Regions from separate parts of the Homo sapiens genome. Here region 2 is linked to region 1. The links are chromatin contacts, found by Hi-C or POLR2A ChIA-PET in ENCODE. All regions are on one chromosome and are shown on one strand. The core of a region is the stretch at or near the end of the contact, and the rest is flanking DNA. Distances in the headings are between cores, read along the strand shown.

Evidence for each region. A loop is a pair of places that touch in the nucleus more often than their neighbours do. ChIA-PET counts read pairs that join two places held with the same protein, here RNA polymerase II (POLR2A). Pooled maps may share reads with other maps.
Region 2: a loop to region 1 is called in a pooled map, with 3 times the contacts of the local background. The contact joins two enhancer-like sites. A Hi-C loop is called at or near these places in 1 of 168 maps with a recorded cell type or tissue (natural killer cell) and 6 of 50 pooled maps. POLR2A ChIA-PET finds 5 or more read pairs at or near these places in 1 of 52 experiments (BJ).

What each region holds. Positions count from the first base shown.
Region 1 is chr4:123,476,023-123,480,934 of GRCh38, forward strand. No RefSeq gene overlaps it. Among named protein-coding and RNA genes, the nearest start is that of TRC-GCA2-1, 30 kb to the right of the region's middle. Within about 2 kb of position 2,934, at least 11 of the 41 ENCODE cell types and tissues checked have a DNase peak (open chromatin) inside an H3K27ac peak, as active enhancers do.
Region 2 is chr4:123,615,137-123,619,838 of GRCh38, forward strand. No RefSeq gene overlaps it. Among named protein-coding and RNA genes, the nearest start is that of LINC01091, 33 kb to the right of the region's middle. Within about 2 kb of position 1,940, at least 15 of the 41 ENCODE cell types and tissues checked have a DNase peak (open chromatin) inside an H3K27ac peak, as active enhancers do.

The DNA of each region.
Region 1 (4,912 bases), core at 1,684-4,183:
AAGAAATGAAACATTAGAAATACAATGGAAACTCTTTCTATATCCACCCCAATCCTATTCTCATCTTCCCTCTTCCCCAGGGGTGATATGTATTTGAGGTTTATGCATGTTAACAATCATGGCTTCAATTCGTTTATTTTCACTTCTGTGTAGAATTCCACTATATGAATATACAGTAATTTATTTACCTACTTTCAAATTGATGTGCACTTAGGAGATGGGTGAGGTTGGTGGTGGAATGTGTGATTACATGTGAGTTATTTTCAGGTCCTGTTTTTGCTTTGGGAGAGAGGTACACAGATGCTTATTACATTTTTTAAAGTAAGTTAATAATTAAATATAAGTTGAACATTCACAGCCCAATGATAATATGTGCCATAAACCAATGATCATGATTAATCAAATTAATGCACAACAGATTGATACTAAAAATGGTAATTGTATTAGTTTTCTAAGACTGCTATAACAAAGTACCACAGACTAGGTGGCTTAAACAACAGACATTTATTTTCTTATGATTCTGGAGGCTAGATGTCTGAGATCAAAATACTGGCAGGGTTGGTTTCTTCTGAGGCCTCTCGTTGGCTTGTAGATGGCTATGTCTCTTCTATGCATCTTCCCATGGTCTTTCCTCTATGCCTGTGTCCTAATCTCCTCTTCTTATAAGGACACCACTGATATTGGATTAGGGCCCACCCCAATCACCTCATTTTAACTTAATTACCTTTCAAAGGCCCTATCTCCAAGTAGGGCCACATTCTGATGTACTGGGAGCTGGGACTTCAACATACACATTTTTGGGGACCCATTTCAGCACACAACTATTATAGACAATGCTTCAGTGACATCCCTGTAAAGGTCTCCTTGTGCAAATAAGGGAAAGTTCCCTGGAGAATCCAGCTAAGTATGGAATTGTCAGGTCATATAACACAATACTATTAAGTGAATGATGATGTTGATAATTACACAGTGAAAGTTTGAAGAAATAGCAATAGTAGTAGCTAGCACTTTTAAAGTGATGATAACTGATAGAGTTTGGATATCTCTTCCAAATCTCATGTTGAGATGTAATCCTCAGTGTTGAAGGTGGGGCCTGGTGGGAGGTGTTTAGATCATGGGAGCAGATCCCTCATGAATGGTCTGGACATCTCCTTGGTGATAAGTGAGCTCTAGCTCTCACAGCTGGTCATTTAAAGGTATGTTGCACCTGCTCCCACTCTTTCTTGCTCCTGCTTTCGCCATGTGATGTGCCTGCTCCCCCTTTGCCATCTGCCATGATTGGAAGCTTCCTGATGCCCCTGAAAGAAACATGCCACTCTGCTTCCTGTACAGCCTGCAGAACCATGAGTCAATTAAACCTGTTTTCTCATATATTACCCAGTCTCAGGTATTTCTTTATAGCAATGCAAGAACAGCCTAATACAATAACTGTATATTATATAAAATTATATTTAAAGTCTATAACTTTTTTTGAGGTAGGTGTTGCCATTATTCTATTTTACCAATAAGAAAACTGAGGCTCAAGGAAGTTAAGTCATCTTTCCCAGGGCCCCGAGAAACCAGTGATGAAGCTGAGATTATAGCCTAGAACTGTTGGATTCCAAAGCTCATGTTTTTATACACTATAGCAGCTTCTATAGTAGCTTTATTTGGAGAATGCATGCATGCGTGTGTGCACGCACACACACATACACACACTCCCTATTTTTATAAAATGCTGCCCTAGGGCACAATTAGCCACTAGTTGGAAAACTCATTCATCCAGCTGCACTAGATACTAGATGTGGCTGGAAGATGAATGACAACAGTATGTGAGTACAGCCTAGGAAAAAAGAAGGTCCAAATTCCCAGAAAAACAACTCCCAGAAAGGCAGCATCTGTACTGACTTACAAAAATAGAAAAGTGGGGAAACCTTGTGGTTTAGAAGCAGAGACATTACATCCTGTGACGTGAAGAAGTGGTGGCTGACGTCCTTGTGAACAATGGCCACAGATGCCAGGCCACAGAGAGAACACTGCATGAGGGAAAAACCGTGTGTCACCAGCTGTGAGACGTGCACAGGAAGGAAGCATGGGGCCAACAACAGCCCGGCCTCTGAGGCTGCTGTGAGGAGTAAAGGATTTGATCAATGCAGGATGCATAAAGTGGCGTCTGCACATAGGGAGCGCTCGGTACAGGTTGTTATTACTGTTGGTATTCTCTTCATGTGGACCATTCTCTCAGACACACAAGACAGAAACAGTAGCCTTTTTGAAGGAGGAGGTAAGGATTAGATTAACAAGCCCTCCATTTATGGTGGAGGTGCCTGCTCCATTAATCCAATCAACTCAACCTTTAAATAACACTTGTGCAAATATATCCTGGATGACACTTGTGAGGGAAATGTGGTAATCTTTCTGGACTTTTACAACACAAAAAATTGGAATGCGTTTTATCACACCAAAGCAAGCTGGAAAGGGTAATTTGGATTTCACTTGTGGCATGCTCCATAGTCATTTTCTGTAAACGAAGATCCAATTTTTAGGGTGGGGGCAAATATACAAGGTCCAATGATTTGAAAAGATGTTTTATTATTTTTTTCTCCATGCCTTCCATCTTTTCAGCCCAATGGGAATTTCTTCCCTTGAACAGTTCTAAAGAATCACAGCATTAGAGATAGGAATTATTAGGTTATTTAAGCTATCTTTCTGCTGATGAGGAGCTATTCCTGTAGTACAATTTATAATGCTTTTCTGAGTGTGGCTTTGAACAATGTGACTTTTATCAGATGAACCGTGGTGGAGATGGAGCCCTCTGTTTGTGTTTAGAACAGGTCTAGCCTAGGGAGGAACGAGGAAGACCTCTCAAAGGCTCACCTCCGCACAGCAGGCCTGATCGGCTGGCTGGAACTCAGAAGGGCAAAAGGGGAGTGAGGCTCCACTTTGATGTGGTTCGCTTGCAGCCCCGTTGCTGTACTGTGGTGTGCATATGTTGGGGGCAGGGCAAGGGTAATAAATACCAGGGACACTTTTGCAATGCGTGCCTGTCAGCTGAGTGCTGGACAAACATTTTTACCACTGGCTATTTCCCTGAGGCTTCTGACAGTTTGTGCAACTTGTGTAAGACATTCCTGAAAGAGAGGAGCATTTGTTCAACTTATATAACTTCTTTTTACATCATAAGACTAAAGCAGTCCTTCCGGGCTCATGTCCTGTTGAATGTGATCCAACTGAAACTTCTTTCCTCTGCATACTCAGAAACCTGACTACCTGTGTAAATTCCTCCTGATAGCATAGCTTTCTGTTTGCCCTCAGTCCTTCTCTGGCCCTCTCAGACACCCAGGTTCATAATGACATTCCTTCTTCCTCTTGTAATTCTATTGAATTGTTAACAAAAAAAAAAAAAAAAGGAGTAATAGCTGTGATCGATTTCTACAATGTGTTCTTAAATTGTGTGTGTGTGTGTGTAAAATGTGTATATTTTTGCACTTGATCTTAGCCAAAAGGCTGAGAAATGACCAAAGGTCTGTATTTTTGAATTACTATATAGGAGCATAGGAACTGCTGTGTGATTCTGGAATTGTAACAGAGGAGTAGCTAATGGAGTTTTGAGGGATATTATGATGTGCATATAGCTGGGGAAACTGGGTGCTCAGGAGTATGAACCTTCATTCACTCACTTCCTGCTCCCAGTAGGAGATTAAGAAGGCATGTGCAACTTCTTATATTTGGTATAGCTTTTGTTTCCTGCCAATCTTTTTTTTTCTTTTTGACAAAAATGCTGATTGGTTTTGCCTTGATTTATTTGTATTTAGAGGTTTTCAAAATGAGTTGGTTTAAGGCATTACGATTGAATACAAGTTAATCGATAATCACGATTGTACACCAGTTCTTCCTAATACATTTTATCCTGTGGCCCTGTAAAATTTCCAATCGACCAAAGCAAGCTTGGTTGGTAAGGGAATGACTTACACAGGATCTTTTTCATTTAGGGGTTTGCAACTTACAGTGCACCTTCACATAGGTCTTCTCATTTGACTTGCGCAATAGCCCATGAGTAAACAGCACAAGTGTTATTAGATTCAGCTGACAGAAGAGGCCACCACAAGGGCTCAGAGAGGTGAAGGGGTTTGGTCTAAGTCACAGCTAGTAAGTGGCATAGCAAGTCTACTTTCCTGCAAAAAGCATTTATTGCTTAATCATGCTAGTGTCTATTATTGTGGTTGGTTTTTGTGTTTGTTTGTTTTGCTTTCGGGGACAGGGTCTTGCTCTGTTGCCCAGGCTGGAATGCAGTGGTACAAATATGGCTCATTGCAGTCTTGATCTCCCCAGCTTAAGCAATCCACCTGCCTCAGCCTCCCAAGTAGTTGGGACTAAAGGCGTGTGCCACCACGCCCAGCTAATTTATTTTTTATTTTTTAATTATTTTATTATTTATTTATTTATTTATTTATTTTTGAGATGGTGTCTTGCTCTTGTTGCCCAGGCTGGAGTACAATGGCTCAATCTCTGCTCACTGCAACCTCTGCCTCCCAGGTTTAAGTGATTCTCTTGCCTCAGTCTTTGAAGTAGCTGGGATTACAGGCGCCTGCCACCACGCCTGGCTAATTTTTTGTATTTTTAGTAGAGACGGGGTTTCGCCATGTTGGCCAGGCTGGTCTCAAACTCCTGACCTCAGGTGATCCACCCGCCTCAGCCTCCCAAAGTGCTGGGATTACAGGCGTGAGCCACTGTGCCCAGCCCATTTTTTATTTTTTACAGAGACAGCGTCTCACTTTGTTGCCCAGGCTGGTCTTGAACACCTGGACTCAAGTGATCCTCACACTTTGGCCTCCCAAAGTACTGAGATTACAGGCATAAGCCACCGCACCCAGCTATTATAGTTGTTATCTCCATGTGCCAGCCACTGTGCTTGGTGCTTTATGTACGTTAT
Region 2 (4,702 bases), core at 690-3,189, 140 kb after region 1:
AGTTCATGCAGGAAGCTAAATCAGAACTTTCAGCCTGGGAAATATTTACCCAAGCTTAATTTTATTTAGTATTTTTTCCATTAAATGGCACATATCATGCTTCGTAACTCTTGTATACTTTATTTTGTGCCATGTACTTAAGCATCAGTAAGTTAAAATCACAGATCAGAAAGATACATTGCCGACCACGCAAGATAACATTCTATTTCTTCGAAGTCAGGCTTCTCCCTTCGAGTTGAGCTACTATTTGATGCTATCTCTAGTTGGTTTTATCAAAGACTTCTTCAGTCCTTTTTTAGAGTCAAAATAAAGATCTGGATAAAACCCAACTATCTGTAACTTAGTCCTGTGTATTTCAAAACCTTTTGCACAAAAGGAAAATAAGGCCCCGTAACTTTAGGGCACATATGTTCTGCATATATTCTCTCCAAAGACACAGGGTCCCAAGCCTGTGTTTGCAACTTTGATAATAAAGGGTGTTTGGTGTTTCACACAGCATTTGATATTTATGGATTAATTTATCTCTAAATCTGTCTTGAGGAGACCCCAGATTTGGTAAATAGATGATCAGACCAATTTTATGGGGAAGGACTGGAGTTTTGCCTTAAATGGGATCTTTCATAGACCAGAACCTCCAATTTGGCAACATACATTGATAAAAATAAATGAATAATTTCTTAATCTCCATTTCCCTTTGGTCTATGTCTTAATATTAGTTAATTGCCAGCAAGCAAATGATTAAAAGATGCTGTGAGGGTTTAAATTCACTTGTGAGAGGCACAAGAGGCAGGCTCAGGGCCTGAAGCGACAGGATAGATTTTTTTTTTTTTTTCTGAAGAATACATAATTGATTCTTTTTTTTTGGCTTTCTTCCTTCAAACCTACCCATTCACAGGATAATCATAATCACAGCAGTTTACATTTGCATAATGCCTTACCATTTGCTTTCACAGATTTTATTCCCACTTGATCAGAGGGTGTCTGCATTGTGCTGAGTACCTAATCTTGAAATAAATAATTTACTATATGAGGATTTAAACAGGTCTTTTAGATAAAAAGTGCATTACATATTTATGAGCACTGATTTCAAGAATCGCTTTGAAAGAACTATTGATGTTGCTTTATATTAGAGATCTGGAACTTAATCTCATTTGATTCATCCTTGATTTTATTTTTCTGAGGTTCCAAATCATGTTTGTAAATCCCTGAGGGTCTTTTTCCTCCCTGTGAGAGGAAAAATGTTTAGGCACATGTCAGGAATTTAAAAACCTTCTGCCACTATTCTCAGTATATTGGGAAAACCAATTTTCTGAAATTAAAATGGCAGTCCATTTTGCAAGGCAATAATAATGATGATGATGTTGGTAATAAAACTTAGGGGTTCTAATTCAGTACAGCAGGAGAGAGAAGATTTCAATCTATTAAAACAAAGTCCTTTGATGTCTGCTGTGAAGAGGGATCTCATAAATGGTTATTATTTACTTTTAAAATGCATTATTGCTTGAGCATCTGTGATTTACTTTTTTATTTTTGTTGTTTATAAAGGTTATTGCCTTTAAACCAGTTCTTCTTGCATAACCAAACCCCAAACAAACTAGGAGAAAATAAAAGACAATTGCAAGTAACTGAAATTATTTTTCAAACTCCTGGGAAGAGAAAGAAAGACTAGAATAAACATTGTTTCCTGATTGCTACAGTTCAAAATCACTAAAAGATTTTGCTTGCTTAAATAAAAAATGAAATTGCGAGGGGAAAGCTTTTTTTCCCTCTCTTTAAGAAGGGAGAGAGAAAAAAAAAAACCATGAAAGCAGGGGGAGCTTTGCAAGGCTACTGATGCCTGAGTAGAATCACTAACTGGTTCCCTCGCTCTGTGCTAGGCCGTCTGTATTCACTGTATCACAAGCTTGAAACCAGACCTCATTTGACGGAGCCAAAAAATGGTCCTTTTGTTGCTGTTTTTTTTTCCCTAGTGTCATCTCTCATGGTTGCCTGGGCAACCAGTGTGTATCCTTTCAGCATAGGTTACTGGGCCCCAGGAAGGAAGTGCTCCAGCGCTGGCCTGCTATTTTTATAGAACCGTTACATAATACAATCTATTAAAGCTTCCTCTTGGTGTTTTATTGCACAAAGGGGAAATTAAGTTTGATGACTCCTAAATGTTGGATGGAGGATGTCAGGTGACTCTAGGATTGTTTGGCTCAGGTCACATAGCAACAGTATTCCCATATGCAATTCCAGAAGAACCCATATACAATCATGCCCTTGGCAATGTTCGCCTGCCTGGGGATCATTAGAGGAAACTGAGCTCTCTGCTGCTCAGGGGTGTAAGTTTTGTCCGACTACACAATGCTCCCTCTCTGGTAGGATGGCAGCAGACAATGAAACACTATTCACAGTTAAGGGCAAAGAGAATTTTAAAGGTGTCGCACATATGCTTTTAATAGGTGGGGTGATTACTGGCAAAGAGAATTGGATTGAAAGACAGAGGACCAGGGTCTCTCTCAAGTCGGCCACTGCAGCATTGCATGAATGTTGTGGTCAGTTTTGCTTCTGGGTAACTCTCAAGTGGTCCAGGGCAGGGAGGCATTGGGACGGGATGGGGCGGGGGCGGGGGGTGTAATAGGTAAATGGCTTTTAAGTGGAGACCTAAGACCTCTGTAACACAACTTCAGGTATTCTCCACTTGCCAAAGGAACCAATGGGGAATAAAAGCTCTTAGCTCCCTTTATTCCCACCTTACCAGTTACAGTTTGCCACCAGTCTGAAATAAAGAAGGTGCAAGTGTGCCGTTGGATCAGAAGCCCTGTCCTGGACCATAAATGAACCCCTGTACCCCCAGGGAGATGTAAGGCCACAAGAATTTCCTAGACTAAAGGGGTGTGAGCTGACCACATGTGCTTCTGTTTTCACATTTTCACTCTGCTATCCTATGCACCCCCATCATCTCAGCTAAATCCTGAGGCCTCTGATTCTCAAATTTATGTCTCCAGCCTGCTTTTCTTCTGGGCTCAGCTGTCCTGTATTTCCAACTGCCTGCTGGAGAGCTCTTTCTGGATGTCTCATTTTGCTTCAAACTCAACAGATTCAAATGAAAAACTCCTGTTTCTGCTTGTATACTCTTTCAACACTTCTAACACCAAATGTGTGGGTTTTTTTCCCCCCACACTAACCAATTCTCCAATTCTCAGTGGACACCAACTAGGTATCCTAAAATTTAACTTGACTCTGATCCTAATTGCCCCAAGTTAGCATGGAAGCCGCGGATTAAGAGCTCAGTCCCACAAAACCGTCTCCCACTTCAGACACCAATCATAAGTGGTGGGTCCCCAGATTACCCACGACTTCTGTCTGACTTGGCTACAAATCAGAGGTTCCTATACTCCTTTCCTTAGGTTTAATAATTTACTACAGCAGCTCACAGATCCCAGGGACAAGTTTACTTATGCTTACAGATTTATTACAATGAATATTTTAAAGGATATAAATGAATAATGAGATGAAGAGATACATAAGGTGAGGTTTGCCAGGGTCCCAAGAACAGGAGCTTCTGTCCTCATGATGCATCAGCCTCTCGACAAAGGGATTTGTTCTTATTCACCAACCTGGAAATTCTCTGAATCCCTTCAGTTAGGGGTTTTATGGAGGCTTCCTTACATAAGCATGACTGATGAAATCATTGGCCATTGGTGATCAGCACAACCTTCAGCTCCTCTCCCTTCCCCAGAGGTCAGGTGGTAGGGCTGAAAGTTGCAACTCTCTAATCACTTGGTTAGTTCCTCTGGCAAACAGCTTCCCCCACACCCCTTATGGACTTCCCAAAAGTTACTTTATTAACATAAACTCAGGTGTGATTAAAAGGGGCTTGTTCTGAAAAACAGAAGATGCTACTTTCACCTTAATGAGCTCCAGAGCTGTTTCAGGAGCCAGAAACAAGGCATATATATATATATATTTCTTATTATGTCACAATTTCACAATATCCAGCATGAAACACATTTTTTTTTTTCCCCCAATCAAAGGCTCTTGCTGACTCCCTGGTTTCCATGAATACCCACATTCAGAGAATGCTCAATTTTGGTGATCATCTGGTCTACCCTTTTCATTTTATAGATAAAGAAAGTGAGGCTAAAGAGGTTAAGGGATTTATTTAAGGTCACTCAAAGAGTTGGTAGCTGAAGGACCCTGCTTTATGGTGGGCCCCTCTCCATTCTTCTCTGCCTATTTCACCTGGGCTTGATATCCCTAGGAATTGTGAGCACTTCTCCTGCACCTAGTCTTATCAATCCTCTTTCATGATCTCTGATAATTGAGTCTTTCTTTCCCATTTCCACTCTTATCTCAATAACTGAGCCTTACTTACATAAAGCCTAGACTATTTAGTTTCCCAATCGGTTGCTCTACCCCTTGAATCAGTATTGAACTTTACTTCTGGAATAATCTCCAACTTTATCATGTCACTTTATTATGCAAATACTTTTGATTGTTTATACTATATTAAAGTCCAAATTTAACTCTCCATAATCTGATTCCCTCTCACCCTTTCAACTTGCCTTTCTAGATTTAGTGTCCAGCAAAATCAGTGGCTCTTTATTTGGTAAAGTTTATTTTATTTACTGTTTTCTTTTTTACAGGTCAGAGATTTATTGACTGCTTTCCTTTTTTAATTTTATTGCTTCAGACAGTATGATTTCTGATGAAATAT